Regions from separate parts of the Homo sapiens genome. Here region 1 is linked to region 2. Evidence: chromatin loops called from intact Hi-C (ENCODE). Cell type or tissue: A673. All regions are shown on one strand. Links, peaks and the distances in the headings refer to the core of each region. The heading gives the core; the rest is flanking DNA. Region 1 has its middle 49 kb from the start of LINC01065. Region 2 holds the start of PCDH8 (protocadherin 8).

Region 1 (16,002 bases), core at 4,160-12,159, 350 kb after region 2:
TGGAGATCAGGTATGGTTGGATATAAAAGCCATCTCAGCTCTTCTTTGCAAAACACTGATTTTATTCTCAGGCAAGCATTCCCAACCTGGTAGTTTCACATCCCAGCCTTTATCTTCTAAACTCAGCAACTCCAGGGGAGAATTATATCTCTTTCATAGTCGTTGCAGCAATAATCCTGGAGGTGATCCCCAATGGCTAAGAAGGACCTGGGTTGGGACACATGTACCTGTCTGGATAAGTCACTGCAGCTAGTTGGATGGAATGCTCTAGTTTGGCTAAGCCTGGGTCATGTGGCCATCCTAACAGCAAGGGTGGGGGTCTATCATACCCTACTTGCATGATTAATTTGGTGAAGGGATGGATTCTTAAAAGAAAACTAGATGCTGAGCAGGTAAAAACAACAAATGTCTTTCATGTCCTGATAGGTCAGTTTTGAAGTTGATCCAAGAAACCAGTTTTTATACCCAAAGAAACTCTGCAGGTCAAAAAATTAAATATAGAAAAAATATAAAGATTCTAAAAAACCAATTTTATCACATGTGGCTGGGGCAACTCTGAAATATTATTCAGCAAATTCCACTTATTGGTGAAGCCTCATATAATATACTAGTTCCACATACTAAGCCTATGATCCTTTAGTCAGTCTTCTGGTTTCAAATTCAGATGATGTTATGTGGTAAGTATTTCACAGAAATCGTATGAAATGGTGGGAACTTCACCAGTGTTCCACAAATACTAATGATCCCCTTTTATGCTATAGGCACTGAACTAGGGACTGGGATACAAATTTGATGAAGACATGGTTCATACCCTAGAAGGACTCAGAATGGGGGGTAAGACATATACTTTAAATAAATAAATCACAGTGTATTGTGAAATGCCTATGACAAAGGACACAGTTGTCTTCTAAAGTCCCACAGATTGCTAGGCACTGGGCTTTTTTCTCCTCTCACATTTTCTTCCTTAAATTTCGAAGCAGCTCCTCAGGGTAGGCATTATTCCCTGAAGATATTGAGGTTTGAAGAGATGAAGTCTTTTTGGTCAACCAGCTAGTGAGTAGAAGGAAGTTTTGGGAATTCTATTTGGAAGTACTTTATTTCTCAGTATTTGGGAATACTACAAAAGCATGACCATTCTTTTAGCCATCCACAAGTTTTGGGACCATTTATTTTTTTCATCTCCATCTTGCAGAGCTTATCTGTCATGAAGTCCTACCAATTCTTCCTAAGTAATGTTTCTCAGGTCTCACCCTATACTTCTTGCTACACATGGGTCAGGCTTTCAACATCCTGTACCTAGATGGCAGGGGCACTTTAAATGACCTTCTTTTTACTTTCGGTCTGTCTTTAATTCATTCTGCTACTAAGTGGGTTTTTGAGGTTGGCAAAAGTTGTACACCATACAATACTGCCTTGATTATTTATTTAATAAATATTTATTACAAGGCAGTCATTGTGCTGGATGCTGCTTTAAAGCTTCACATAAAGCACAATCATTTTTAAGGATTTCATCAATGTTTAGAAAGGCAATCATCCATATTTTCCTAATAAAACACACATCAACAATCCTTTGCTCCACAAACCTCAATGGTTTCTGACTGCTGTCTTAAAAGTGTTGAAAATTTTTAGCTTAGCATCAAGGTCTTCCTCAGCTATGCCATCCATTCATACTTGTTCTGCATATTGTTCTTGACCCATGCACTGCAACCAACTGGCCTACTCAGTCCCTGTAGGGTCTGTGCCTGCCCTTCTCCACATCTTGTTCACATCATTCCTAGGTTCTCTCCATTACTGGAAATTTTGGCTGATTGTGATCTTTTTCACTTTTTTTTGAAGATGAGTCTCCCTCTGTCACCCAGGCTGGAGTGCAGTGGCACGATCTCAGCTTACCGCAACCTCCACCTCCTGGGTTCAAGTGATTCTCCTGCCTCAGCCTCCTGAGTAGCTGGGACTACAGGTGGGCACCACCACGCCCAGCCAATTTTTGTATTTTTAGTGGAGACGGGGTTTCACCATGTTGCCCAGGCTTGTCTCGAATTCCTGGCCTCAAGTGATCTGCTTACCTCCCAAAATGCTGGGATTACAGGTGTGAGCCACCATGTGCGGCCTGATGGTAAACTTATCTGTAAACTCTGAGATGGCTTCTCATTTGTACTTCCTATAACTTGGTCTGTGTCATTGGCACTTGTGACCTTCTCTAAACTATGGTGAGTTAATTTTTTTAATGTGTAAGTATTTTCTTCTAACAAGGCTGTTTGCTTCATTGCATTACCAATATGTGATTAAACATCTTTTGATAAAGGGCTTGAAAGTGTTCTAATTGCTGGTGGACATGAGCTTTTGTGCAGAGTAGGAATAGAGGGACTCAGCTAAGAGGAAAAGAGATGAGGACAAAATAAGGCACAGAAGAAAAATTGCTTCTCAGTCTTAATTTTTAATTTTTATTCTTTTTTAGAGACAGAGTCTCACTCTGTTGCCCAGGCTGGAGTGCGGTGGCATGATCATAGCTCTCTGCAGCCTTGAACTCCTGGGCTCAAGAGATTCTCCCCCTCAGCTTCTTGAGTAGCTAGGACTACAAGTGCACACCACCACACCTGGCTTTTTTATTTTTATTTTTATTTTTTGACTTTTTGTAGAGAGGGGGTCTTGCTATGTTGCCCAGGCTGGTTTTAAACTCCTGGCTTTAAGTAATCCTCCTGCCTTGGCCTCCGAAAGTGCTGGGATTACAGACATAAGCCACTGTACCTGGCCCCTCAGTCTTTAATTTTTATCCTTCATCTTGCTTTGATACATTCTCTGGTGAAGGAGAAAGCCTCTTGCTTGCAGGGTGGGAAGGACACAAAGCATGAACCAGTAACTGAAAGTCAAGTACCAAAGTCAATTTCACTAACTCACTTTGGATTAATGAGCCAAAATGGTAATTTTTTTTTTTTTTTTTTTGAGACAGAGTCTCACTCTGTTGCCCAGGCTGGAGTGCAGTGGCGTGATCTTGGCTCACTGCAACCTCTGCCTCCTGGGTTCAAGCGATTCTCCTGCCTCAGCCTCCTGAGTAGCTGGGATTACGGGTGTGTGCCACCATGTCCAGCTAATTTTTGTATTTTTAGTAGAGACGGGGTTTCACCATGTTGGTCAAGCTGGTCTCGAACTCCTGACCTCGTGATCCGCCTGCCCCAGCCTCCCAAAGTGCTGGGATTACAGGCATGAGCCACTGTGCCCAGCCAGTAAAATGTTTTTTTATTATTCATTGATTTAATTTCCTTCATGCAGAGATTTTAATAATACCAGTAGTTTAAGAAGTAATTTTATGTAGGATTTAAGATTCACAGTTTTGATAATATTTTTATTATTTTTATTAATATAATGATCTTTACGGGAAACTTTTTTTCTAAATGAAGACTACATCATTTAAATCCTTGTTTTATGTTGAGGGGAACTTGTGATTGGTGTTGATATTTTATAGAGGTTTTCTGTGATTTTATCTGGGTTAAAGCACTTAAGTAGTGAATAAAATATCATTTGTTTCTATGCTACTCTTGTAGAGGGTGTTTTGGCTGACTTCAGGGCTGAGTTATTTTCTCTGAAATGATTTCACAGGAAAAAGACCAGCAATTTGCTGACAACTTTTGTTATAAATAACCGCATAGTCAAGACCTAATAACAAATTGATTATACAATGGGGTAACAAGAATGTGAGATAATGATACTTGTTATGAAATAACTTAAAACAATTTCTCTCTGCTTTGGAGACTCATACTGCTGAAGATTGACTTCAGTTTTTTCAAGCAATGATTTAAAAAAAGAAAATTTTAAAAAAGCTGTTAGGTTGATTTGTTTTCTTTCAAACAGTCTTAATAGCTTCAATTTCTGGAACTTACTTCTTGAAGACAGTAACATTGCACTTGATAATATTTTGCTCATTCGTCTCCAGAATGTTTGTTCAGTTGAGAAATGAAAATGGGTCTCAGTATAGTACATACAGTGATTTGTTCTAAATGGCACTAAACTGTTTCTGGCCTAGGGAAGTATTAGTTCAGGGTCCTGTGTAACTTGATGCTTACTCTGACACATGGATGCAATAATCCAGCCAAATTTGCAAATTAGAAACTTTCTTATGGCTTAATTTTTTCCCCAAACATATGTTGTTGGTTTTCTGTAATAGGAAAGGGGAAATATGCAAAGGCACAGACAGTATTCATTAGGGTGCTAATATTTTCCCATGTTTTTGATGAAAGTTGCGTTTCTTTACATACAGTGTGCTCTAGTGTGTGGATACATTGGTGTTATGTGTTCAATAACACAGAAAATCTTTTATTTAAATGATTGGAATATAAATCCTGTTTTTCAGATCTGATTTCTTGACATTTGCGGGGAACACTAGCATATCTGTTGCTTTTGTTTTAGGAACAAAAGTAAACTCTGTAGGGAGTTCACCAAAATCCTCACCCTTTAAAACCAAACTAAGAGGAACAAATTGTTGCTTCATTCACATTTTGGTCTTCCTGTGGTATGGTATCCCCCTTCAGTCTATTGTTTGTTTTGCTTTATCTTTGACTCCAACAGAGATCAAAACACATTTTTTTTTGAATTATAGTTTGGCAATATGCTGGCAAATGGGAAAACACATAACATAAAGCAAATTTTTTTCCACAATGCTTTTAATATTCAGACAGATTTTTATCTAACAGAGTCAACAGAATGTAACATGAGTGTACCAGCAGCCCAGAGCTGTAAACACAGCTTCCTGATGACATATCCCTAGGGGGACAGATCATACAGTTTCTATATTATTCAGCTTGTTATTCTACTGGCACAGAACTGATTTTTGCTTCAGAAAAATGTTTCTTTTCTGAAACTCCAGCTGTCTCTCATTCATAAAACGGTGTTTTAATAAGGTGGTTGTTTAGTATGAAACAATGATAGCGCTAATAATGAATCACTAACAATATGGCACACTTCTTATCATGGATGGTCTACTTTATGCCAAACAGCTGGAGGAAACGTGGGGGAAAATGCAATCAAGCATTTGAATATCATAGCTGGATGTTTCCAAACATAAGTATCCAGATGCTTAGTTTTGTGGAGGTAATATGTTTGATTGCTTGCTTTTTAAAATATTTTATCTGGATCTTTTGATGTTCTGTAGGTGGAGTCATGGACTGTTCTTCATTTTCAGTATGCTGAATGATTTTTCTGATCATGGATAATCAGAAAAACAGTAATGCTGAAGACTAGCTGAGAGTAGGCCTGGCAGGAACTGTGTGAGCTAAAGGAGAAGAGGAAGACATGAGACTTGGACTGTGGTTAAATGGGTCCCTCTCCTGGCTAATACATATGGAAGCAGGCACCTTTTAAAGACATCAGCTAAAGCAGATTCAGTTTTCAGTTAAGGGACATATAGCAATTATGATGTTCGGTGGAAGAACCAGATTCTCTTGTCTTCCCTGAGACCCAGAGGCTGAATAACCAGGAACTTCCAGAGATACTTGGTTCTCAGAAAGAAAGAAAGCTGTCCAACATGCCATTGAGGATACTGGCTTAAAAGAAGTCTGTTCTTACCAGGCTGAAGTAGAGCTCTTCTCTTCCTCAGACAGATGCCTCATTAGGCAAAATTAAAAATCTAGGAAAATAGAGTACTTTTTCTTTTTAGGATCTCAGAGTACCCCGCTCAAATGAACTCATGCTTCCCAGTATACTTCCCCAATACCGGTCACCGGTACTTGTAATTAGAGTCATTGCCAAATGCTTCACTAAATGAAAACCCCTGAAAATTAATTATCTCATCAAAGATGGCTCACTTTCAGAACAGGATTCATATGTCCTGGCATTGAAATAAATGCCAACTGCCTCCTCGGAATGAAAGGAAAAAAAAGTCATTTACTGACATGTCCCTGCAGGAATCAATAACATTACAGATCATAGAGGAGACAAGAATAGCCTGGGCATATTAATAACTCCGCCTACTCACTGATTTGAGATGACTAGTTAAATAACATTCTGCACTGATGAGGACTCCATGGCACGAGGAACAATGTCATCATTAACATGTGAGACTGTTTAGCATTTTGAACACTTCACACATAAAAAGAACTTAACACAGGACTATTTATTGGGCTTTAGACAGATGGTTTAATGTTTTTTTAGCCTTCAGCCTATCAGACCACCCGTGGTTTCCTTCAGCCAAGGGCTTTTAAAAAATAATTGGTCTACAGCAATTTTCTAACAAGACTGACTGCAATATATTTCTCTAAATCTTTTTCTTACCCTTAAGTATCCCTTACAGTGGTTTGTGGTTGACAGACTTCTCTGTCTGATACTGGTTCCTCACATATAAGTAATTACTGACATAAAAGGAGATGAAGGGGCTGAAATTTCATCATTAATGGTTTCTTTGCTGTAGAAAAAAACTATTTAGAAATGATTATTTTGGAAAACAGTTCTTCCCTAATTAGACATTGCCTGACACTCTAGAAGATGTTTCCCAAAAATCTTTCAATATAGGAAATGACAACCCAACATAGATGGGTAACTGTAGGTGGCAGAGGATGCATTGCACTAAGCATGTATACGTTTATCTTAAAATGGTAAAGAGGGTCAAATGTGCCTCTGTGTGGGGAATATGTGAGTCTGCTTAGGAAGGAGTAAAGTGGCTGTGGATTCCTGCTCTTATTGTCGAAGCGAGGCCAGTACAATGGAAAAGCAAGCAGGATGTGTTTTTATAGTGCAGAGATCTTAATAACCACCTGCACCACCCTGGCCACTGGTCAGCTCTTCAGGCCCTTCTGTGGGTCCTTTAGTGAAACAGCATGGCCCAGAGGCCCAGAGACTGTGGACTGGCCCAAATGGATGATTATTTGCATATTCTTCTGTATGTAGCTCCCCCAGTAGGGTTCTGAAGAGGCATGCTTAGGCTTGGGGCAGAGAAAAGCAAGTATATAGCAGAGAGGACTTAGTGATGGGATGTTCTAAGGGGAAAAGTGTTTTCTGACTGAGCACTCGGCACTCGGGAGGGCTTGAGAAGCCTGAAAGTCTTAGTGCAGAGCTTGCGATTGGCTTTTCTCTTTGAGGAATAAATGTCTCGCTGGAGGCTCAGATTTCCTGCTGACACTTCATGCAGGGTTGGATTGGAGTCCTTGCTGATTCTGTGGCTGCTGCTAGTGTCAGGATTTTGTACCGATACTGTCAATTTCCTCACCTGTGAGGAAGACACCCCTGGCACCAGCGTCGGTGTTTTGTCTGATCACGTCCAGTTTAATTCGCAGCGCGAGGTGCCAAGTCAGTTTCAGCTGATGAAACAATTCAACAGCTCTCTGCTCCGGGTGCGCGAGGGCTACGGGCAGCTGACCGTCGGGGACACCGGCCTGGACTGCGAGGCGCTGTGCGGCCAGGCCCCGCAGTGCGTGCTGGTCTTCGACGTGGTCAGCTTCTCGCAGGAACAGTTCCTGCTGGTGCACGTGGAGGTGGAGGTGAGGAATGTCAACGACCACGCGCCGCGCTTCCCCCGGGCCCAGATCCCGGTGGAGATGTTTGAGGGTGCGGCCGTGTGCACGCACCCTGGAGGTGCCGGTGGACTAGGACGTGGGCACCAATGGGCTGCAGAGCGTGCGCCTGGCCCAACCGCACAGCCCCTTTTCGCGTGGAGCTGCAGAAGCGCGCGGACGGCGCTCAGTGTGCGGACCTGGTGCTGCTGCAGGAGCTGGACCGCGAGAGCCAGGCCGCCGACAGCCTGGAGCTGGTGGCCCTGGACGGTGGCCGCCCGCTGCGCTCCGCCACGGCTGTCTTCAACGTGTGTGTCCTGGACGCCAATGACCACAGCCCGGCCTTCCCGCAGGGCACGGTGGCCGAAGTGGAGCTGGCGGAGGCGCGCCTGTGGGCTCCCTGCTTCTTGACCTGGACGCAGCCGACCCCGACGAGGGCCCTAACGGCGACGTGGTGTTCGCTTTTGGCGCCTGCACCCAGAGGGAGGCGCGCCGCCTCTTTCAGCTCGACCCGCGGTCTGGCCGCCTCACTCTGGCCGGGCCCGTGGATTACCAGAGTCAGGACACCTACGAGCTGCACGTGCGGGCGCAGGACCGCGCTGCCGCCTGCAAGGTCATCCTGCGCATCCGCGACGTCAATGACAACGCGCCCGACATCGCCATCACCCCGCTGGCCGCCCCAGGCGCGCCGGCTGCCTCGCCCTTCGCCGCTGCCGCCGCCGCCGCCGCCGCCGCCGCCGCCGCCGCTGCCCTCGGGGGAGCGGACGCTAGCTAGTCGGCGGGAGCCAGGACGCCCGAGGCTGGCGCCGCCACGCTGGTGCCGGAGTGGGCGGCGCGCGAGAGTCTGGTGGCTCTGGTCAGCACTTCGGACAGGGACTCGGGCGCCAACCGGCAGATGCGCTGCGCCCTCTACTGGCAGGTGCACTTCCGGCTGCAGCGGGCCTACGCGGGCAGCTGCCTGGTGGTGACCGCGGGGTCGTTGGACCGCGAGCCCATCGCCTAGTACAACCTGACGCTGGTGACCGCGGACCGCGGCGCGCCCCCGCTGTGCACCAGGAGGCCCTACACGGTGCGCGTGGGCTACGAGAAAGACAATGCTCCGCTCTTCACGCGGCCGGTCTATGAGGTATCTGTGAGTGAGAACACCCCGCCCAGCGCCTACCTGGCCACGGTGGCCGCCCTGGACCCGGACCTGGGCCCCAACGGCCAGGTCACCTACCGGCTGCTGGAGGCCGAGGTGGGCCGCGCCGGGGGCGCTGTGTCCACTTAGGTCTCGGTGGACCCAACCACCAGGAGCTGCGCGCTCGACGGCTCTTTGACTGCGAGGAGCTGGCGGAGATGCAGCTGCGGTTGGAGGCGCTAGACGGCTGCTCTCAGCCGCTATGGGGCCTGGCCATAGTGTGGCTGCAGGTGGAGGACCAGAACTACCACGCGCCCCGCCTGGTGGCCCCACTGCTCTCCCACGGCTCAGCCCAGCTGCCTCTGCCCTGGGATGCGCCACTGGGCTACCTGCTGACCCGTCTGCAGGCAAAAGACGAGGACTAGGGCGCCGACGTCGAGCCGACTTACTTAGTCCTCGACAGCGACGGCGGCCCCGGGGTGCTGGCGCTGCACCCGGCTTCGGGTGAGCTGTCTCTGCAGCGCCGCCTGTCCCCGAAGCCCGCCGGCCCGCTGACGGCGGTCATCGCGGTGCGGGACTGAGGCCGGCCCACTCTGAGTGCACAGCCACACTGCTTCTCGTGCCCGCGGGCCGGGCGCCACCTGGCGCAGAAGTGGTGCTGATGCCGCCGCCGCACGAGAGAGGAGAGCCACGCATCAGGCAGCGAATGGGAGGGCAGCTTGAACCCTCCCTGTTCTGGTGGGTGTTTTGGCCAGCGGCTGCATCCTTCTGCTAGTGGCCATCATCACTGTGACTTGTTCTTGCCAAGGCAAGGCTAGGACGCTGGTGAAGAAGATCCGTGAGCACTCCCCAAGCAGATTTCAGGCAACGAGTGACCATGCTGGTCCACGTGTCAGAGCCATAGGGGCTGACTCTGGGGGCTTCTGCTCCAGGTTCTTTATAGACACACGGACAGTTTCCATTTCCACAGGGGCCCAGGCGTTCGAGTCTGTGGAGGATTCCTAGTCTGAGGTCAGTGAGGTGTCTCGGAGCTCCTCTTGTCGGGAGAGGAGCAGGACTGCATGGGCCCAGGTAGGGCACCCCTGCCGTTCTTAGTGTCCTCATTCTCTTGGAGTAGTTTTTCATGCTAGGAGCCTTATGAAAATTCAGTGCTTGATTTGGGACTTCAAATGGCTGATATTTCCGGGCTTGTTTTTTTTTTTTTTTTGGAAAGGAAAAATTATCCACAGGCAAGGTTAGGGGGAGACTTGATTATCACATGTTCATTCATGTAGGCCCATGTCTGTTTCTGCTGTTTTTGCCTATGATAACTTCCTTTGCGTACAATTTGGATACAGTCGACCCTCAGGTTAATGCTGTTTCTGAAGCACTCCGGATGAGGAATGCGGCGCCTGCTCTGTCGGGTTTGATATTAGACGGTGAAATATTATTAACTGCTGCTCTCACCCCTTTTTAAAAATAGGGTTCAATCTCAGTTCCTTTTCATTCCTCATCCCCTTATGGAGAAAATAAATCTGCGGCAAGTTTAAGGTAATTTCAGAATATATGTTGTTATCTCTAAGCAATGTGTTTGACATTTTATACATTTTTATGGATACCAAAGTAATTCTTTCCTTTTCACTTTCAGTATACATTCAAATCTAGATGAATTCAGTATGAAGGACAGTGGAAAAGGAGACAGTGAATTGAATGACAGCCATTTGGATATCAGCAGAGAGGGTTTCAAGAAAACATCCTTTCAAATGATTGCAAAACAAGGGGGTAAGTTCAAACCTGTGGCTTTGAAGCTCTTCCTCTCAAAGCATCATAAGACTCATTCCTGACTTAATTACACTACCAAATAAGTGGCCCCAACTATATATTCATAGAGGGAGTGTCTCGGTCATTTCAGGCTGCTTTAATAAGATACCATAGACTGGGTGGTTTAAACAACAAACATCTGTTTCTCATAATAGATAATGAATTTTATATAGGCTAAGATTCCATTTGCTGGAAACCTATGAGTATGTGATTTTGTTTGGCTTTGCTTTGTTTACAGAATGCTGCACCAACGCAACCTCATTCTATCCAGTCCATCTGCTGTGTCATTTGGGGGTGTGCTTTAGGCCCAATTCTCTGTAATGGTGTCTGGTAATGGAGTGATAGCTCCTGTGGTGAAGACATTATCAATTATGAGGTATTTTGTGTTAGTCTCCATGAAAATGGGCACTAGATCTTTAATCTCTAAAAGAAAATATCTTACTTAAAGAGGAGTCCTAATGGTATGTCCTACTGACTCAAATGCCTCTTCACCATAACAGGTGTTTTTGCACAATCTATGTTCATTTCCTTTGACTTTTTTTTTTTTTTTTAATGAGGGGCTTCCAGAAGCATCCACCTCCTGGTTACCTTCCTCTGAATATTCTCTAGTGTTCAACATATTTCCTAAAATGAGGAACATGAAGTTGTATACAGTGATTCGGTACCAGCCTCTCTTCTGAGGTCCAAATTCGTTTACACAACTGCCTACTCAACATCTCCATTTGGATTCTGAATGGACACGCTATATGTTCAAAACTAAACTCTTGGTTTCTATTCTCCAAACCTGTTTTTCCTCTAGTGTCGATATCTCAGTAAAAATGACACATCTATTCACTTAGTTGCTTGCTCTGGCTTAAATCCTTGGTGTTATTCTTGATTTATTTCTTCCTACACACAACTTTCAATCCATCAGCAAATTCTGTGGAATTTTCTTTCAAAATATATTCTCAATCAATTCACTTCTCACCACATTCATTGCTACCACTCTACCCCAGGCACTGTCATCACTTGCCCGGCAATGGCACTAGCCTCAAACTTGGCTCCTCTGCTTCTACTCTTGCCCTCTTGCAGACCATTCTGCATATGAGAACTAGACTGGTCTCTTACTTCATAAATCAGGTCACATTACTCAACTCTCCAAATACTTGTCACTTAAATAAAATCCCAAATCCTTATCATGATGTCTTAATTACTATTGCTGTGTAACAGGCCAGGCTAAAATGTAGTGGCATAAAACAACCATTTTTTTATGCTCGTGGATTCTGTGGTCAATTTAGACAAGGTATAGCAGGGATGGCTTATCTTTGCTTCAAAGTATCTGGGGCCTTAGCTGGGATGATATGATGGCTGGAGGCTGGAACCGTCTGAAAACTTCTTTAGTTACATGCCAGGTTTGTGGGCTGGGATGAGCCAAAGTTTAGGAGAGCTGACTTGGTGGAGTGGGAAAAAGGGCAGCTTCATGTTCTCTTTACACGTGGCTTGACTTCTCACAGCGTGGCAGCCTCTGCAAAGTCACATGGCAGCTCGGGCTGCAAACATGAATGATTCATCCAACAGGACAGAAGTCACATCTTCTTTTATGACCCAGCTTCTGAAATTACATGATCATTTCTGTCATATTCTATAGTCCAAGCTGTCTTAAGCCCATCCAGATTCAAGTGGCAGGGACAAAGACCCTGTGCCTACCCTAGAAAATTGTCAAAGAGTTTTGAGGTTCATGTTTGTAAATCAGCCACACATGACTCATAAAGTCCTGCATTATCTTGCCCTTGGCTCTTTCTTCTACCTGATTTCTTACCCCTCTTCTCCAGGATGTTTTAGATCATCTTATTGGCCTTCTTGTGTTTTTTGAATACACAACGCATCTCTCCATCTCAGACCTCAGGGTCTTGCTGTTCCCTCACCTGGTAAACTTTCTCTAGATACCCATATTGCTTCCCACCTTCATTTAGGCCTTTGTTCATATGTCCATCTAATCAAAAGAGGTCTTCCAAACCTCAGATTGCCCCTCCTCCCTGTCACTCTCCATCTTCTTTACTCTGCTTTATTTTCTTTCCTGGCATTTATCACTCCCTGGCATTATTTGTATATTTATTTGTTTATTATTTGTCTCTTGTTCCATGTTGAATGGCCACCATCAGATATATACCGAAACAAAAAAACAGAGCTAAACAAAAATCAGCAAATTTACTGGGTGGATAAATGAAAGGTGTGGTCTAACCAGCGCATACATTGAAACTTGTATGACTAGTTCTTATGATCATATTGCACTTTAGATTAGTGTAAAATTGTATTGGTATTTTTTGGAAGTTCCATTGTACTCCCTAACTTTCTGAAAAATTTTAGTGTCATCTTAAAACTTGAAGATTCTATAGTGAATTTATGTTTCCGGGTCACTTAGCGTTAAATTAGCCTTTTCGAAAGAATCAAAGGACCAGAACTCCTATTGTTTATATTTTCTATTTAGGAAATTACCAGCTTATTCTTGTCTTAGTTTCTTCTTCCTAATAATAAGCATGATAACTCAAAGTGCTGCTATGGCAAACGATAATGTGATCAAGGCAATGCATTCAACCTGAGAGAATATTTCTTCTTAGTAATAATAGTCACAACGTTGCTTCTTACCTGTATTCAACAAAAACCTTTTATTTGTTTAATAACATTTACAGAGGACTTCTTATGTACCAGAAACTGTTCTAGGTACCTTATAAATATTAAACTCACTTGAGTCATGCAACAATGCTATTAGGCAGGTACTATCATTTGACCCCATTTCACACATGGGAAACTCAGGCACAGAGCTGTTCGAGTAATTTGGTTGAGGCCGCTCAGCTGTGAGGGGCAGAGCTTGGTCTCCAACCTGGGAAGTCTGGTTCTAGAGTTCATGCTTTTAATGTTCTGCTGTAGCATATTTTTCTGCAGGTTCTTAAACACTTATTTTATGAGTCTTTTAAAGATTTAGGGCCAGTTTACATTCCTGAGGATGTTTCTGTCTTTGAGTTTGAATGAGATGCTCTGATTTATGGTTTGGTTTATCCTCCAACTCTCTGCTGCAGTTTCTTATAAAACTTTTAGTGGGATTATTGAAAGGATGACACATAGGTAATGGCAAGATAATTGAATTACATGTTGATAGCAAGGAGATAAGAAGTTTAATGAAAATATTTTAATTTTTTTGCATCTTTTAATAGTTAACACAGAGCATAAATGAATGAATAAATATACTACCAGCCCTCAGAAACTTCATTTTAGATTGTAATTTCACCCATTCCTCCCACCAAACCTGTATTAAAGATTACAGCAAATAGTTTAATTGACTTGCTTGAATTTTATTTCCACTTCATTTCCTCAGTACACCAGCAGGTGGAGGTGCAAGTCATTGGCAGAAAATCCAGAGGAAGAAAAAAGCAAACAGCTAGAAAACCAGCCCGGGAACAACTGAATATTGTTTACATTTTAAAGTATATTTCTATGTAGCATTCAGTTTTAAACTATTCTCTTTTTTCCAAGTTTTTTTTTCAGATTATTCAGGATGAAAAACATTCAAGGATCCTGAAAAATTAAACCAGGAATCTCAAACCAGCAAAAATTGTTCATCACGTCATGAAAATAGCTACAGGGTTGAACTTTCTTCAAGTACCCTTTACCCTCACATTTCCCAGATGAAAAATACAAATTTCCAACCAGAACACTCAGAACTCAATTGATGTTCTTTTCAAGTCTGTGCCTCCCAAGTGAAGGGCTGCCAAGTGTCTATGACAGAGTTCAAAACTGCAGACCAGCAATGCCACTTCCCCATTGTTGGACAGAATGATGAATTAAATCATCCTTCAGTGGATGGATCACCTTCACATACTTCAGAAAATGCCACTTCATTCTAAAAAGCTGCAATTCACATAGATGGTCATTTCTGTCAAGTGTTTACAAGCCAGGTTACATGCATGAGCCTTCTAGTTTTGATATACATTTTCTTAAATTAAGTTGACAATCCGTGACACAGCACAGGATGATTTTATAGAATCTAGGATATTTTACCAAAAAGTCTTAAAAGTGGTCTTTATTGCCATGAATATAATAAATGATCATGAATTTTATATTCTAGTACCTTTTATGAATATAAATATTCAGTCTAGCTACTCATTTACATTTGAATGTGTATGTGATTCTACTGCGAATGCAATTCAACTTCAGAATAACTTTAAGTTGAATTAAGAACCTGGACCCGGACCTTAATCATGAGACCCAGTGAGGAGGAAGAGGAAGCTGTGGGCAGGCAGTATTTGAGTGGGGGTTACTCAAATTGTCTCTCTAGCCTGGCTTCTGAGAGAGTTGCTGAGTGTTTCATGGGTATAACAGTGGCAGATTATGGCAGTGGGTGAAAATCAAATGGCAGTGGCTGATGATGTGTTTCTGGGCACTTATCCCATTCACAGCATCAGCTCAATCAGAGGCTGCGGCTACAGGGAGGAGCATGGTGAGAGAGAGCGAGAGAGAGAGCGAGAGAGAGAGAGAGCAAGAGAGAGTGAGTGTCTTATGGCCTCAGCCATCTGGGCTAGAGTTCCTAGCAGAACTCCTTCCTAGCTATGAACAGGATGCTAGGAGAAAACTGAGGCATAAAAGCAAGGATTAAAGGAAGAGTTGGGCCCCAAATGTAGTGACTTAAAAGCTACTTGAGCAGCTGGGCTTCATCTGGGTCCAACCAGATCCAGGGGCAGCAAGGCTGGGTGATGAGATGGAAGCATCTGATTGTGTCTTGTTTTCTGTAAGATTGGCTCGGACTGTGGGAAGAATTGAGTCAGCAAACTGCAGGATGTTTTGTGTCTCCAACTAGAAGAGCCTGGGGGTCATTAAGATTTGATGGGCAGGAACTGTGCTGCCCAATACTATAACCACTAGCCACATGTGGCTGTTTAAGTTTAAATGAATTACAACTGAATACAATGAAAAATGCTTCAGTCTCAGACAGAGTCACTATAAAATGTTTCCATCATCACAGAACGTTCTGATGGACGGCATTGGTCTGGAAGAAGGGATGAGCCGGAGGTCTACCTTCACAGGCTGGGAATTGAAGGTAGCCAATGACCCACTGTCCTTGCTCAGCACATATATGGGGAAATGTGTGTTTTTGTCTGTTTTCCACCCTTCCAAATGTGGAGAACTAACTAGCTCATGACAGTTAGCCTTTTAATGTTTCATGTATTTTAAAATGAATTGACACATTATTCATTATATAATCTTTGAAAAAATGTCTAAAGGCAAGAATTCTCAATGGTAGAAGGTTTTCTGTAGGCTGGAGAATTTCTAAAGGCTCCTCTGCTATAGTGCCTTAAATTTATAGTCCTCATATTCATTCCAATAACTTCAGAGATTTTGTAGCAATAGTCAGATAAAACCTACTGCTCTTACTCCTAAACTCTCCCAAAAATAATTCAGCAGTTTTTAAAACCAGTAATTTATTCCTTAGCCACGCTCAGGCAAGAAGCTAGGAAGAACTTCAATCCTTTGGCCACTGGTCTGCCATAGAAAATTACTGCTGTTGGAAATTAGTTTCTGAGTCCCATGTTATCTTCGAGAGTCAGTGTGTCCTCTGAAGTGTGAGCTTTCCAG
Region 2 (16,002 bases), core at 4,203-12,202:
AATCAAAACAAGATCTGATAGTGGTTATTTTGCTAAGGGAAAAAATGATAGTAAGTCAGAGGTTTTGAAACCCAAATTTTTGGAGTAACGAAATAATTCGCACGGTACAAAATAAAATAATGACAATAACATTATTTTACTTTTGAAGGACAAAAGCAGCAAACACATTCAGAGACTGGATGCTTTTAGACTGCAGTGGGATCATTCATTCTTCTATTTTGCGTTTGATGAGGCTGGCTCGAGAATAAAGTTTTAGATGTTATAATGGTAGGTCTACCTGGGAGTCTGTTCCCCTAGGGCCTGGCCATCATGGCTCTGGAGCTGTAATGTTTTCTTTCGGAACCCACGGTCTGGGCGGTCTGAGCTTGTCAGGCGCACGTGCGACTCCGTTGCCTGCAGAAACGGCTGAACTTTGCACGGGCTGTGGGTGGTGAAGCACTTGTGTGTACCCACCCTGCTGTTCAGCCTGGAGCTACCACTGGTTTCAATTATGACTTCAACAGGCAGCTTTGAGGCCTTCTCTATTCATTACACTGCCGCACACTCTATAATTAGTAATAAAGGAACACAGGCACTTCACAAATATAAAGGGCTAAACAGTAATCATGCAGCAAAGGCAATGCATTGGGACTTTTCTACATAACTCCTTGTTTCTTTCAGGTAAAAAAAAAAAAGCAAATCAAAAACAACTTGTTTCATTACTTTGTTTTATTTTTTGCACTGAATAACCTAGGTTTGAATCTCACCCTGGATACTTATTAGCTGTGTGATTTTTGGCATTTTATCTAACCTTCTTGTGCCTCGGTTTCTTTAATTGCAAAATGGAGTTAATGATACTTCCCATATCCTGGGGGTAGTTTGCTGATTAAATGAGATAATTCATGCAGAATGCTTGGTAAGGAGCTCTGCTCACAGAAGACTTGCTCAGTAAATGTTAGGTCTCATTATGCTTATCATCATTTTAATTTCAAATGAAATCCATAGAGTATAAGACATAGGCATAGTACTCTTGAGTGTCTTTTTTTAAGACTTTCCATTATGTACATTTTCAAACACAAACATTTAGAGATACTGCTGAAATTTCCCTACCTCACATGCACCTATGCTAGCATTGACAATTATCAATATCTTATCAAATCGATCTTGTTTCACATAGCTCCCTGTGTTTTTTTCTAGAACATTTTAAAGCGAATCCCAAACATCATGTCATTTTGCCCATAAATTTGAGTGGAATAGAGCTGATAGTTACTTTGGAGACTGGCTCCAGAGGAAGGCAAGGAAAGAGGAAGTAGGACAGAATGTAGTGGGAACCTATTATATTCCAAAAGACTAAGATGTTAGTCTTTTTGATACTAACACCCCGAATAAGCTGAGGGCTCTTTGGGACTACGTCTTCTTCACCTCAAACTCCAGCTTGAGGAGGAGGTACCAGCAGCTAGTAAAAGTTCTACAGATGCTTGTTTAATTAGTGAATGAACAACCCAAACTTAGCTTTCTTCACTTTTTGGTGGCTGCTCAATGAATATTTACCTAGTGAATAAATGAGAGCAGGGATTTTATAGACTAATACATATGGAGATGCACATAATTTATGAAATCAACACACGTTTTTAATACTTGGGTGACATTTTGCAATACTTGAAATCCTACAGGTTTAATATTGTCATGAACATTAATAATGCCCAAATAATTAGCACTTGAAAGAAGGTTTCATTCTGATACTCAAATTATTTGTGAATGTCTGACTATAGGCAGCTTCATGAAAAGCAATTGGCAGATTCTTCAAACACATGACAAATCTTTTATTACTGTGCTTATAAGTGACACGGTTTACGGAAAACCAAATGTAATTAAATAACATTGAACTTGAAATCTACCACAGAGTCAAGATATACAAGTTATACTTGGCAAGGCAAAATTTCTCAAACACTAGGTTGTTTCAGGTGAAAGATAAATTTCAATTAAGTAATTCCAACATGTTTTGTTTTTTGTCTTACAGACAGTTCCTTTGGCAATAACTTCCACTTTAGCTTTTATTATATAAAAATATAACAAAATTTCATTATATACAAACATTACATTACACAATGTACAGGTTAAAAACACTAAGAAAATGGCAAGCCGCAATTGAAATCAAAGTCAATAGCATAAGAAAAATTAAATACTGCACACATTTCATAAAAATTACATTAACTACATTTTTGTTTGCAAATACCAAACAGTACCAATGTGATTGGAAATAGCTTCCAACAACTTCATTGTAAGGCACATCTTGCATATTTATATATACAACACTGAAACCGGTCAATAACTTAGGGGCTTCTCGGAGTGACCTGTATATGTGTGAAGACATGCAGCATGGGATTACACATTTTCATTGGCTCCCTTCTTCGGGGACAGGTACCTGCCAGGAGGGGACTGGTAGAGGGGTACTCCAATCTCCTGCAGGTCTGGGAGCCTCCCTGGACGGGGAGGGGAGAGCAGAGTGACTGTCCTGTCATAGTCTCTGTGCAGTACTTTCTCATAGACGCTCTGCAGCCCCACTGTCTTGGGCAGCTGGGCCTGGTAGTAATTGTCCCTGCGCAGAGGATCCCGAGGCAGTGACGTGCTCTTACAGAAGGTTGACATCTGGGCTGGTGGGTGAGGCGATGGATGTGCGTTGGGCCCGCTGCAGGATGGGCTCCAGCAGCGGTCAGAGTGGCCCAGGATCTTACACTCAGCGGTGCACGCCCACAGTCCTAATACGAAAGGGAAAAGGAAACAGCATGACGATTATTCCTGAGATTATACATATTCAGGCTTCCATCTTCAGCATGTCAGCCTGGGTCAGGGCAGCTGAAAGGAAAGGCTGTGCGCATAGATATACACCGTGTCTCAAGAATCGAAGGCACATTGCTTCCTGTAAAGCCATCTTAATGCAAAGCTGGTCCAGCTTCTTCAGCTGGAAGTGAAAAAAAAAATTGATAAGCAGAACCCACTTTTTAATGGCTAGCATCACCCATGCTGCTGCCTAACAGGATGAGGGTGTGTTTTATTCAAGAGCTGGAGTTGCCTCGACTTGGCATTTTGAAATTCACCGTGTGAGGCAGGCCCGTATCCGCAGCTGTAGGAGTGAGAAAAAGTGGGGAAGAGGGAAGGGGGCTGGGAACCGAGATTGAGAGGAGGCAAACAGTGGTGAAGGGGAGGGAAGGGAGGAATGCCGAATTTGGCGGGAAAGAAGAGTCCTCACCACTCTGCATGTGGTTGATGAGATCCTTTTTCAGAGCGTCCCCGCTGATGTCGGAATCGCTGTCGTTGAAATCACTGTCCCCTTTACCGCTGTCTTTGCCGCTGAACTTCTCTGCTTCTCTGCCAGAAATGGTGTTGAAGGAGTGTCCTTTCCACACCGCCACAGGGGGCGCCGGCTCCTTTCCAAAACCCGGGGAGGCACCGTAGGGCTGCAGCAGGGAATAGGGGAATGGGAGTGGGGGGAGGGTTGGATAAGAAACAAACAAAAAACAAGTGCGACAGGTTGTCTACCTGAATGCACCCACCCTACCCCTCCAGTCTCCCTTCCCCCAGCCTGTCCGCGGAGCTCGGAGGGGGGCGCCCAGCCGAAGGAAGGCCTCACCTCGGCGTGCGCGCCGCGGAGCCGCTGCTGCCCCTCGAAGTGACAGGCGCTTTCCCCAGTGGCGCTGCCGCCCTCTGAGCCCGGCACTTCGGCCGCGGCGACCGCAGGCGGAGGCGCGTCCGCCGCGGGGCTGCCAAAGGGCGCTTTGCCGGTGCCAGGGAAGGTGAGCACGTCGAACATGTTGGGCCTGGGCCCGGCTCCCCGGGCGGCCTCCTCCGGGGAGCCGGGAGCCGAGGCTCCGCCGCCCGCCGCCCCGGGCCGCTCTTCCCGGAGGGCCCCCCCTTTGCGCACCTCCTTCTTGCGGCGGTTGCAGGTGGTGGCGATGGCGATGATGGCGGCCAGCAGCAGCGTGCAGCTCCCGGCCAGCACGATGATGACGATCAGCGGCGTGTCCCATTGCAGCACCGACCCGGACACCCCGAGCCGAGAGCCAGGCGGGCGGGAACGCTCCGGGCTTCCTGCACTGGCAGGCGCAGCCGGCCCACGCCCGCCCCCTGCTGTTACCACGAAGCTGACAGTTGCGGTGGTGGTGAGCGGGGGACGGCCGCCGTCGGATATGACCAGGAGCGCCCTGAACACGCGACCGGGTGGCTCCTGCGAGAGGTCGCCGGTGAGCAGTATCTCCCCCGTGCGGCGGCCGATGGCGAAGGCTTCGCGCGGCTCCTGCTGCTGCAGCTCGAACGCCAGCTCCCCGTTGGCTCCCTCGTCTGCATCCCGGGCCTGCACACGGGCCACAACCGTGTCCTTTGCGGTGCGCCCAGGCACCGCCACTTCTAGGGAGCCATTGGCTGGCGCCGGGTGCACCAGGACTGGCGCATGGTCGTTCTGGTCCAGCACGCGCACTTGCACTAGGGCGCTGCTGGAAAGCTGAGGGGAGCCGCCGTCGCTAGCTTGGATGCGAACGTCGAGTTGGCGCAGCGTCTCATAGTCGAAGCTGCGCAGCGCGTAGATGGCTCCGGTAGCTGGGTCCACCGAGACATAAGTGGACACGGCGCCCCCGGCGCGGCCCACCTCGGCCTCCAGCAGCCGGTAGGTGACCTGGCCGTTGCGGCCCAGGTCCCGGTCGCGGGCGGCCACCGTGGCCAGGTAGGCGCCTGGCGGGTTGTTCTCGCGCACCGACACCTCATAGACCGGCCGCGTGAAGAGCGGCGCGTTGTCGTTCTCGTCGCCCACACGCACCGTGTAGGGCCGCACTGTGCGCAGCGGGGGCGCGCCGCGATCCTCGGCCACCAGCGTCAAGTTGTACTCGGCGATGCGTTCGCGGTCCAGCGACGCCGCGGTCACCACCAGGTAGCTGCCCGCGTAGGCCGGCTGCAGCCGGAAGTGCTCGTGCCCATAGAGGGCGCAGCGCACTTGCCCGTTGGCGCCCGAGTCCCTGTCCGAGGTGCTGACCAGGGCCACCAGGCTCTCGCGCGCCGCCCCCTCCGGCACCAGCGAAGTGGCACCAGCCTCCGGCGTCCCGGCTCCCGCCGGCGAGCTAGCGTCCGCTCCCCCGAGTGCAGCGGCGGCGGCGGCAGCGGCGAAGGGTGAGGTTGCCGGCGCGCCTGGGGCGGCCAGCGGGGTGATGGCGATGTCGGGTGCGTTGTCATTGACGTCTCGGATGCGCACGATGACCTTGCAGGTGGCAGCGCGGGGCCCGGGTCCGCGGTCCTGCGCCCGCACGTCCAGCTCGTAGGTGTCCTGACGCTCGTAGTCCACGGGCCCGGCCAGGGTGAGGCGGCCTGATCGCGGGTCAAGCCGAAAGAGGCGGCGCGCCTCCGGCGGGGTGCGGGCGCCAAATGCGAACACCACGTCGCCGTTAGGTCCCTCGTCGGGGTCGGCTGCGTCCAGGTCGAGAAGCAGGGAGCCCACGGGCGCGTCTTCCGCCAGCTCCACTTCGGCCACGGCGCCCTGCGGGAAGGCCGGGCTGTGGTCATTCGCATCCAGGACGCGCACGCTGAGGGCAGCCGTGGCGGAGCGCGGCGGGCGGCCGCCGTCCTGGGCCACCAGCTCCAGGCTGTAGGCGGCCTGGCTCTCGCGGTCCAGCTCCTGCAGCAGCACCAGGTCTGCGCACTGAGCGCCGTCCGCTCGCGTCTGCAGCTCCACGCGAAAGGGGCTGTGCGGCTCGGCCAGGCGCACGGTCTGCAGCCCGTTGGCGCCCACGTCCTCGTCCACCGGCACCTCCAAGGGGATGCGCGTGCCCACTGCCGCACCCTCGGACACCTCTACCGGGATCTGGGCCCTGGGGAAGCGCGGCGCGTGGTCGTTGACGTCCCTCACCTCTACCTCCACGTGCACCAGCCGGAACTGCTCCTGCGAGAAGCTGACCACATCGAAGGCCAGCACGCACTGCGGGGCCTGGCCACACAGCCGCTCGCGGTCCAGGCCGGCGTCCCCGACGGTCAGCTGCCCGTCGCCTTCGCGCACCCGGAGCAGAGAGCTGTTGAATTGCTTCATCAGGCGGAAGCTTGTGTCACCCGATACTTTCATATGCAGGTCCTCGGCCAGGGTCCCGATGACCGTGCCGGGGGCATCCTCCTCGAAGGTGCTGTATCGGACTGTTTTGCTCTGGGCCACTGAGAGCACCCAGCAGAGGCTGAAGAGCTGCAAGGGGAAAAGGCAGGGGCTGCCCCAACGCCTCACAGGACTCATGCCTCCAGCCTCAAGTGCGATCCGAAAGGCTAAGGAAGTCTTCTCTGGTTTCCAGGTCGGGCGTCAGTCTCAGGCTCTCGGAATCACGCTCTTTGCGAGCCCTGTGCGGGAGAAGTCTGCGGGTAGCAGCTCCGAGCCTCCAGCGGGCTCTGAGGACGCGCGGACCCGCCCTCACTCTGCGCCTCTCCGTCTCTTACAGAAGCTGCGCCGCCTCGCGCCGCCTTTGCCTTTATAGCCGCCGATATGCTAATCACCCGAGCCGGGTAGCCAATGGCCGCCTCCCCCTCGCGTCGCCCCTCCGCCTGCCTCTGACAATCCCTTTAATGTGGAAAGGCTTAGAGGGGAAAACAAGAAAGGAAAATTAGGGAATCTTTCTTTTGTTTAACTCCTTTTGCTTTTTCCCCCTTTTCTTGTCAGCACCCTGCATGTAGAGGAGTTGGCACAGGGCTCCAGGAGTAAAAGGAGCGGATGGTTTTGTTAATTGTCGCCTGCCTCCCTCCGTGCCGCGGCTAGAACTAAGTGCGAACACGCTGGGGTTTCACCCCAGTGGCTCCTGATTCCGCCTTCCCCCAGCCCCTGCCAACACACACACTCTGCATTTTGCACCTCTGACGCTTCCAAACCCTTGCAGCCCCCTACCCACAGACTTGCTCTGCTGAATGAGGCTCTGCTTTCCTTCTCTCCTAGCTACGGTGCCTGGAATAGCCTCTCGATTAAGAAGCCTGAAGGATAAGGGAAAATTGATTTTATTCAAATTTGTGTACTCAATTGTGTTTTGCTCGTGTGAGCCCCAGTGATCAGAGCTGCCACTTCCCTTTCAGAAAAGAGCCCCGCGATATGTTAGTATGCACGTCACTGTCCAAGTGGCCTTCTTAAGCCCTGGGAGCTAGCAGGCAAGGAAAAAAAAGTTCCAAATAGGATTTAGCATAAGCTTGAGGAGATTTGGAAAGGTTTCAAAGATCAGACTGTATCAAAGGCTTATGAAGCCCTCGTTAGCAGTGGAAATAGAATGGTGTGGCAGGCGATCCCATTGGAGGCCCCAATGTCTGTATTATTTCACTGTGACAAGCTAAGGGGAGAGAAAGTTGAACAGTTTCCACAGCGGAGTTGGACTAACTTGAATATAATGAGCAAACGCCACATGTATCCATTATGTTCCTCTATTCATCCCCAATCACTGCCATAACTCTCCGGCTAAACGGTGATGGGCGCTGAATTCCACACAATACCCGGCTCGTATTAAAGTGCATTTAGAGAACTTTTTCCTCCTGATGCCTTGTTCCGCCTATTTAGAGGATTTTCTTTCTGTTCTAATAGGGCCACTCTGGGAAGCAACACTCGTCCGGTTCCAGAAGAACAAAATCACAGCGTGACGTTGAAACCTGGCAGGAACGTGGGGGGAACTTAACCATCTGCTTAGGAAAGTGTGGAGCTTCGGCACTGCCAAAATCTGGGCTGGGCGGATCCTGGGGCTGGCCGGGCGCTGCGCTGCCCCACAGATAGCCCCCTCCCATCCCTGACGGCCAGGGAGATGGAGCTCGGATCTGCAACAAGACGGATTCTTAATGATTCTTACTGAAGGGCTTTATTGAGCAGGCTATGCAAATACACACGAAGGAGGAAAGGTAAAAAACAAAAGCCACTCACTGGAAGAAATTTTTCTTTTTAGGCGATAGGTTTGGTAAGTAGATTGAATTCAGTAAACATTCTTCAGAATCCCGATTTTGGTCCTGCTGTCAGCGTCCTATCCATGTTTTCCTTTCCCTCAAACTCGAGGGAGTGTGTTTTGGGTTTTTTTTCAGAAGAGGGTCAGGAGTTTCCTTGGAGTAGGGAGACCAAGCAGGGAGCTGGGTGGCAGGGATGAGAGGTGCTTGGAATTGTCAGAGAGCGGAACATGCAGCTCCAGCCATCCATAAATACAAGCTCTTATAAGACTGGGGAGGGGGATGATGAGTGGCTGGAGACTTCCTCAGAGGGGTGTGTCTCTGGGTTCCCTTCTCCACCTCTTCCACCTTGTAGTCTTGGGAATGCTAAAAGCAATAAGGCCAGGCATCTGCAGCCGCGTGGGGACGTGGAAGGAGGAGCGCCCCCTACAGGAGCCCAAATCGCAGCCCTTTCTTCCGCTGTCTTCCATCTCCCAAGTGCGATTTAGTATGTAGCCCTCCCACCGTCCCCGCCCAAGAGATATTCCTTGGGGGGTACACGCAGTCGAAGGAACTTTCTATTTTCCTTCCGAGCCCCGCAACACTCCCACCCCAACCTGGGGCTGGCTGGTGACCTTTAGCGCCCCTAGGCTAACGTCATCTCTCCTCACCCCTCTTCCCCCGGAGACCCAGACGGGAACAGGTTCAGAACTTGGCTGGTGGACAGCGGCCTCAGCGCTTCCGCTGGCGTACCCAGGGCAAGGTCAGGCCCGCCTGGCGCTGCTGCTGCCGGGCGGAGGACCCGGAAGGTGGGGAAAGTGGGTGGAAATGGGGCCGGAGTCCCAAAGGAAGGGATTTCAGCGGTTTCCGCGAGCACAGCCCGGCCGCGAATGGCTGGGACCCGGACCTCGCGCCAGCGCCCCCTGCGCATCTGCACCCCGCAGTTCTGGGCTGGACTCGGGAGCCCCGCCACGCGCTAAGTTTGGGTTTTTCGCTTGGCCAGAGATTCGGAACTACTTGCAATTTCTACTCAAAGTGCTTCCGCGTCAGCATGCTCATTCTCAAGGCTGAAATAAACCAAGGCGTGCTTGAAAGTGGGAAAAGGAAAGGGGAGTAGGGGCAGGCAAAAGCCAGGAGGCGGGAGGAGGGGTGTAGGGTGGCTGGTAGCAGGTCTAAAGTGTTTTTTCCGCGGCCAGGCCCTCGTCGATCGGAAGTAGCCACGACGGCGGCGGCGCCGGGAGGCTGAGAGCTGGGAGCCGGGGAGCCCGGGAAGGGAGCCGCGAGCCTCCAGCCGCCACCGGCGCGCACAGGTCTTTCCGTGCCGGCGGTGGAGGTGTGAAGGCACGCGAACACCGTGAGCTCCGGGCCGGCAGCGGACAGCCACTCGATTATGGAAATACGATTTAAAATAGCACATCAACGTCCGCAGCAACTCCCCGGGAAGGAAAATATGTCCGGGGAGGTGGCGCTGGAGAGGAGTAGGGGAAAGGGAGGGGAGCTCGCCCGCCCGGGTGCTGATCAGGCCTCACAAAAGCCGCTCGAATCGCCTTGTTATCATACCAAAAGGTCTGGGCAGGCCCAAAGGAGCCCCTTTCTCTCGGTTTTAGCAACTTCGCCGGCAACTGTCTCGCAATCTTGAGAACAAACACAGCTCCACAATGGCCGGCGTTTTCTCGGAATGCAAATGTTGCGGGCTCCGCAAAGCTGGGTTTCTGTTACCGAGCCTAATGCCGGCATTGTGAAACTCGCGTGCAAACACCAAGATTGACATGGGCGTCACGTGATGGATTAGGGCTCCAGGAAAGTTTTCAAAGAGGCGACAATGGGGGGCTCAGACTGATCTGATATCTCCCACAGTTTAGCGGGAAAGAAAATCAGGATATATTCTCATATGTAATAGGATTATCTTGTCCATTTCAAGTTCTATACAGCATGTAATTTATTTTTAATTAGGATTATATCTACCAGGAAAGGGTACTAGACTTCACTGGAAAGTGTAATTCTAAGGATGGATGAAGAGGGGTTATTTTTTAAACTTTTACTTTTTTTTTTCCTTTAAAAATAAGCCCAGGGCCCTGGTTTTTCCTCCTACAGGCTCACCATTGGGTAAACCCCTCAGGGAAGTTTGCAGCAAGTGCTTGGCCAAGCAAAGAACAGAGGAAGCTCTTCGGGGCATCTAATTCATTTTTGTAGTGAAAACACACTTTGCAAAAATCTCATCAAATTCTGAAGCCTCTGGGTTTTCTGGGGTTGGTGCACTAGAAATGCAACCAAGCTGTTTTCTACACTCCAAATTCTTTTTTTTTCTTTTTTTTTAAAGTTATCTCTCTCTGTGTGTGTATTTGTTGGGCTGTCAGTATAGGCATGGTGACTTTTAAACTGTATAGTAAACCACAAAGCAGCATTCTCCATAGCCCTGATTCAAATTCAGCAGTCAGACAATGAGACAATTTGGGGGTGAAGGTAACTGTTATTTAAACATTGATTTTGGATTGATTCCAGTGCCAGATGCTCACAAACCCTGGATCATTTCCAGATCTTGGGCCACTCTTCATTTTGTGTGTTCTGTGTGTCACTCTGGGAGACCTGCTTTACCTGATAAGAAGCAGAACGCAGCTGTTGACTGCAGGATCTGGAATCATCCTGCTTGGGTTCAAATCTGATCATTACACTGATTGGCTGTGTGACCCGTGCAAATTATTTTCTCTCTGTATTGTTTTTTGTTTTTGTTTTCTGTTTGTTTTTTGAGATGGAGTCTTGCTCTGTTGCCCAGGCTGGAGTGCCCTGGCGTGATCTCCGCTCATGGCAAACTCTGCCTCGTGGGCTCAAGCGATTCTCATGCCTCAGCCTCCTGTGTAGCTGGGATTACAGGCCTGCACCCCCACACATACCCAGCTAATTTTTGTATTTTTTGGTAGAGACGGGGTTTCACCGTGTCACCATGTTGGCAAGGCTGGTCTTGAACTCCTGACTTCAAGTGATCATCCTGCCTCAGCCTCCCAAAGTGCTGGGATTACAGGCATGAGCCACGGCGCCCGGCCTGTCTGTATCTTAGTTCCTTTATCGGCAAAATGGGTATAATAATAGTACTTTGCAAAGTTGTTTTGAAGACTGTGTAAAATGATATAATATCAGGTGCTTAGGAACACATGTTAGTTTTTATTTCCCTTTAAAGCACAGGGAAGAAACATCAAAGACTATGTAATCTAAACCTCTTATTTTATAGGCGAGGGATTTGTTCAGAAAGAAAAATAACTCTCCCATTTCCTGTCTGCTTCTTTGCTTTGGTGACAACTGTCTCCCCAATTCCCTCATTCCTCTCTGGAAATAATAGGTATTGTGGTAGGTATATAGATCCCAGAGGAAAGAGACAATGGTCACCTGAGGGTTCCACCAATTTTTGTGCCCTCATGTCATTTCAAAACCTTTTGGTACCTTACTTGCTAGTTGAGATCAGATGTTGACAAAAAGGAGTTCTCAGTAGAGTTTTTTCCTACTCATTTCTATAAAAGCCATGTATTCTGACTGAAACCACCTACAGATACAGATATTTAATGGACAGGAGCCCATAATTCTGGAGGAGCAGAATATTTCAAGGGACTTTCCCTCCTGGACAGTGGAATGCCTGGATAGTGTAATGCCTAGGAGCAGCAGGTGACCTCCTGCTGACTTATACTGAGCCAAGGTACAAAAAGTGTTTGACCCCTCTATTACTCTGCTAGAGCTGCCATAACAAAATGCCATATACTGGGTGATTTAAACAACAAACATTTATTTTCTCACAATTCTGGAGGCACGAAGTACAAGATCAAGGTGCCAACAGGGTTGATTTCTCCTGAGACCTCTCTCCTTGGCTTGCAGATGGCCGCCTTCTCTCTGTGTCCTCATATGGCCTTTTCCCTGTGTGCTGAGCTCCCTGGTATCTCTTCCTCTTCTTAAAGGGACACCAGTCATACTGGATTAGAGCCCACCCTTATGATCTCATTTAATCTTAATTATCTGATTAAAGGCTCTGTCTCCAAATACAGTCAGAGTCTGTTGTCCTAGGAGTTAGGCCTTTAACTTATGAGTTTTTGGAGGTCAGTCTGTAACACCTTCATTCTCTCAACCAATATTATTGAGAACTTACTAAGTTCTAGACTTTGTGATAAATGCTGTGGAAACAGATTAAAAAATAAAGTATCCATACTGATACAAATAAATGATCAAATAAATAAATAGGAAAGAAGAGACAATTCTACCACAAGGAAGACTATTGAAGAACTTATGTAGTAGATTCTCTGCCCACAAAAAAGTGGATCATAATCTCCCACTCTCTAAGTATGGACTACGTGGATTGTGACTTTCTTCCAAAGAATACAGTATGGAGTGGAGAGAAAAAGAGTAACTTTACATGGAGAAAGCTGTCAAACACTCCCTTGGTCAGGTCCTCAAGGTCAACATCAACAGTGATAGGTCATGTTGACAGTATGCACCCTAGGTGTGGTGTGATGAAAATGGCACTTTATCTCTGTGATCTTCCTCAAGACCACAGAACTTCAGTCTCATAATGAGAAAAACATCAGATAAAACTAAACTGAAGGATGATATTCTGCAAAAACTGACCGGTATGCCTCAAAACTGTCAAAATAGTCAAAAACAATGAAAATCTGAGAAACTGTCACAGCAAGAGCTTAAAGAGACATGATGACTAAATGTAATGTGGTATTGTGGCACAGAAAAAGGACATCCGAGAATAACCAAGGAAATCTGAATAAAATGTGGGCTTTAGATAATAACAATATTAGCTATTAATTGTAACAAAAGTACCATAGTAAGATGTTAATGACAAGGGATGTGGGGTTATGGGAACTCTCTGGACTAGCGCTACAATTTTTCTATAAATGTAAAACTGTTCTGAAATAAAAAGTTAGATCCTGCCAACCCTGAGGATGAGGAGACAGAAGAGTAATCAGACAGCAAATGTGTGTGAGAAGTGCTGTGAGGAAGGCCCACACCGCTGCTGATCACAGGTGGCTTCTTGAGGAAGAGGAATATCTGGACATGTGGCACGGGGCCTAAGAACGGTACAGGTATGCTCTGCCTGACTGTATGAGCCCAGAGGAGGGAGGCCAAATTGTGCTGGGAAATGGGAATACTCAGGGAAAGCTTTTGGGTGACATTTGAGTTGACTTTTGAAGGATGAATAGAAATTAGCTAGGAGTAGAAAGGGAGAAGGTAGGGGTGGAGATGAAAAAAGCATTCCTTGCAGGACGAACAGCAAGTGAAACAAAGGTCTCAGGGCTGGGGTGTAAGGCTCTATGAAAGGACCTAGTGAGTACAGAGAGGTGATGAAAGCCGGGGTGAGCAGGTGGGTGCTTTGTGTATCTTGTTAAGGCATTTGGGTTTTACTCTTAAGGCAATGGAGAGTGTTGAAGTATGTCACCCTGACATAAACAGGCTCACCAGAGTAAAGTGAAAGAAAATCAGGTGCAGGGAAAGGGAAGTGGAGAAAGAAGCCTGCGCTGGTGGAAATTTGACCTGGAAGGAAAGTCAAGGGTAATTCTCTCAAGTAACTGTTTAGGGAAGAGTAGTGAGTGACTGGTAAGGCCAAATCCCAAGAGACTCAGGGGAGAGAAGAGCACACTCTGATGACACTTGTTCGTCTATGGGCTGAGCCTGAGGACTGTGTTTCCTACTATGAGTCCCATCTCCCTCCAACCAGGAGCTGAAGCAAATGGTGTAGGAGTTGCTGGTTGGTGTTTTCCAGCCATCACCAGCCCTCTGGAGAATGCATTTCCTCCTGGGAGCCTCCTCTTGAGTTTAGTTCCAAGAAGAATGCAGATGGACAGTGGTGGGAGAGAGGATTTACTTTTTCTCAACAAGTTGAGGCTTCTCTGGGTTCAACCACAAGCAAATCTAGTGGCACCTCAGTGTATCTTCTGTTGGACATCTGTCCATGACAAATGATGGTGGGGTGGAAGTGGGATGTTCTCCAGCTGTCCATGGCCCAGGGGTGTTTCCCTTAACACCCGAAGGATTCAGTGTGTGTGAGGAAGAAATTAAAAATTTCCCTGGAGCCTTTTGGCTGGAGGGTGTGGGATATGGGATGTGGCCTGGGTTCCTACGACCTTGTTTTTGGTGCTTGGGCACTTTGAGGCAGAATTGGAAGAGATTACAGAGTTCATGGGGGAAAAAGAGGTTGTGGGTAATGAAGTAAACCTTCAGTGAAGAACCACAAATCTGTGCCTAAACTACATGCAGGAGTTGTATAGTTACATAAACTGGATGGTTTAATTGGTCTCAGAGCCTAAAATATGTTGCTACAAATTTAGGGTTTTGTTATTAATAAATCCCACATGACTTAAAAGAAATTAAGGCAGGTCGCTAGAGCCTTTTCTAGGCAGAGAGAATTTTAATCATTGGCTAGTCTTTTTTCTTCCTCCTCAAAACATTGTTCTGTAAGTGCAGAAGACTTCTGACTTAGGTCTTCCTTTGCATCTGACAGCTTGAACTCACTTGCTTTAAGTGGGTCACAATCCACTTTTGAAATGGAAATGAAGTCTTCATGGCAGCCTCTGCCTCAGAACCCTGGGACCCAGGACCAGCCAAGACACGGTGGAGCCTGATGTTATAAATTTCTCTATAGATCTGAGAGCAGTTTTACACCATTGATCTCACGTCACCCAGAATTGAGATGGAGTGACAGCTGATAAACTGCATGGTGACAGGCTATGGCCTTGGAAAAAAAAATCCAGATGTGGGATTAAAAAAAAAAGAGCTGATGGATTAGTTATTGGCCCTCGAATATCCCTTACCCTGGATTCCTTCCAACCACTTTAGAAGCATTTATTTTCAGGTAATTTTACAGTTGTCTCTTTGTCCTTCAGAGGTGCTTTGGTCTATGAAACCTCTCAGAGAATTTAGATGAAATCATTTTTATATGTATTGCCTGACACCCCCTGGAAGTCCCAGAGCCCTGCTCTTAGGTCTGAGCCTTTAGGGGGCTTTTACCTGCACATTCAGGGGACTAGGGATGCAAGTAAACCATTGGTATTCATGCTAATTTATGATTTTGTAGCAGAATTACCCAGTCTATAGCCCTCAAGCACCACTTGCTTTAATGGGGCAAGTGGGGAGGAAGGCACATTGGTGGGTGTGGGAATGGGAGATGGGTTTCTCCTTGGCCAGTATTTAAATGAGTGGGTTTTTTTTTTCATGCTACAATTAAACTTTTTGAATCACCTTTTGATTCCAGCTCCTCTGTCCAAAGGGCCTGGGACACCTTCAGAAAGATTTTGAGTAGGCGAGGTGCGAGGGCCTGTGTTGGAGAGATTGGGGAATGTGGTGGATTATTTGTGTTCGGAGGATGAACAAAGGTTGAATTCTTGCTGCCCTGGCTCTGAGCTCCTGCTTTGGTGTCCAGTGTGGGAACCTGAAATGGGGAAGAATGGGCTGCTCTATGCATTGAACCGCGAGCCCTCCCGGGCATGGCCGTTCGTAAGGCATCAATCTTGCTTTGCTTTGCCTCGCCTCAGGAGCCTTGTATAGAGGCCTCTGGTCTCAGGGGACAGAGAAGAAGGTTAGATGGAGGGAGCAGAGCCCCCACAGGGAAAAATAATGTGACAAGCTGTCAGAACACGGCGACTGGGTGACTCCTGTTCCCTCAGTGGCCAGGGGGCCCCGCCGGGCCCTGCATCCTTCAGGGCTGGGAGCTGGAAAAAGGGAACAATATAGGATGTGTGATAGATTACACACCTTTCCATCAAACCCCAGTGGAGGCTTTTGCTGGACTTTTGGAAAAGGAGGAATGGAGTGGCTTTCCCCAGGAGTGGAATGTTGTGACTAGATTATTTTGGAGAGGGAATTCTAGGAATAAGGTGCCATGAAATCTATAAGGACCGGAAAGGCTGCCCACTGAGGTCAACTGTGCAGGTAGGCTTCTAGGAGAAAATGTAGGGGGCAATAGCAAAACATAACTTGTTTAAGTCTGAGATAGGGTTTCCATAACATAGGATGATTATATCCATCAGGATGGGCTAAGTTATGCTTCAGTAACAAACAACCCCGAAGTCTTAGTGTCTTCAAACAGCAAAGTTTCTTTCTTTCTTACTCTCCATGTCCATCATGAATTGGCTG

What was found. Hi-C counts contacts between places; a loop is a spot of excess contacts. Peaks named below come from ENCODE experiments on the same cell type or tissue, not always from the same donor. Only the 100,000 strongest peaks of a DNase experiment are listed, where the experiment ranks them.
Region 1: a loop joins it to region 2, with 4 times the contacts of the local background. A loop is called at or near these places in 3 of 110 quality-filtered maps.

What each region holds. Positions count from the first base shown.
Region 1 is chr13:53,192,911-53,208,912 of GRCh38, forward strand. It overlaps the pseudogene PCDH8P1. Among named protein-coding and RNA genes, the nearest start is that of LINC01065, 49 kb to the left of the region's middle. RefSeq lists an enhancer at 9,018-9,735. In A673, for the core only: CTCF peaks have their summits at 8,390 (motif pointing left), 8,591 and 9,227 (motif pointing left); DNase peaks (open chromatin) are centred at 8,331 and 9,231.
Region 2 is chr13:52,842,196-52,858,197 of GRCh38, forward strand. It overlaps PCDH8 (protocadherin 8), which reads right to left and starts at 6,445. Exons shown (of 3, transcript NM_002590.4): 1 at 3,611-6,445; 2 at 3,230-3,437; 3 at 694-2,738. The coding sequence starts at 6,241. The coding sequence ends at 2,365. RefSeq lists enhancers at 4,630-5,518, 5,519-6,408, 6,539-6,833, 8,179-8,473, 9,148-9,357. In A673, for the core only: CTCF peaks have their summits at 4,939, 8,337 (motif pointing left) and 8,538; DNase peaks (open chromatin) are centred at 4,996, 6,476, 8,606, 9,576 and 1 weaker place; H3K4me3 peaks cover 3,672 bases; H3K27me3 peaks cover 6,481 bases.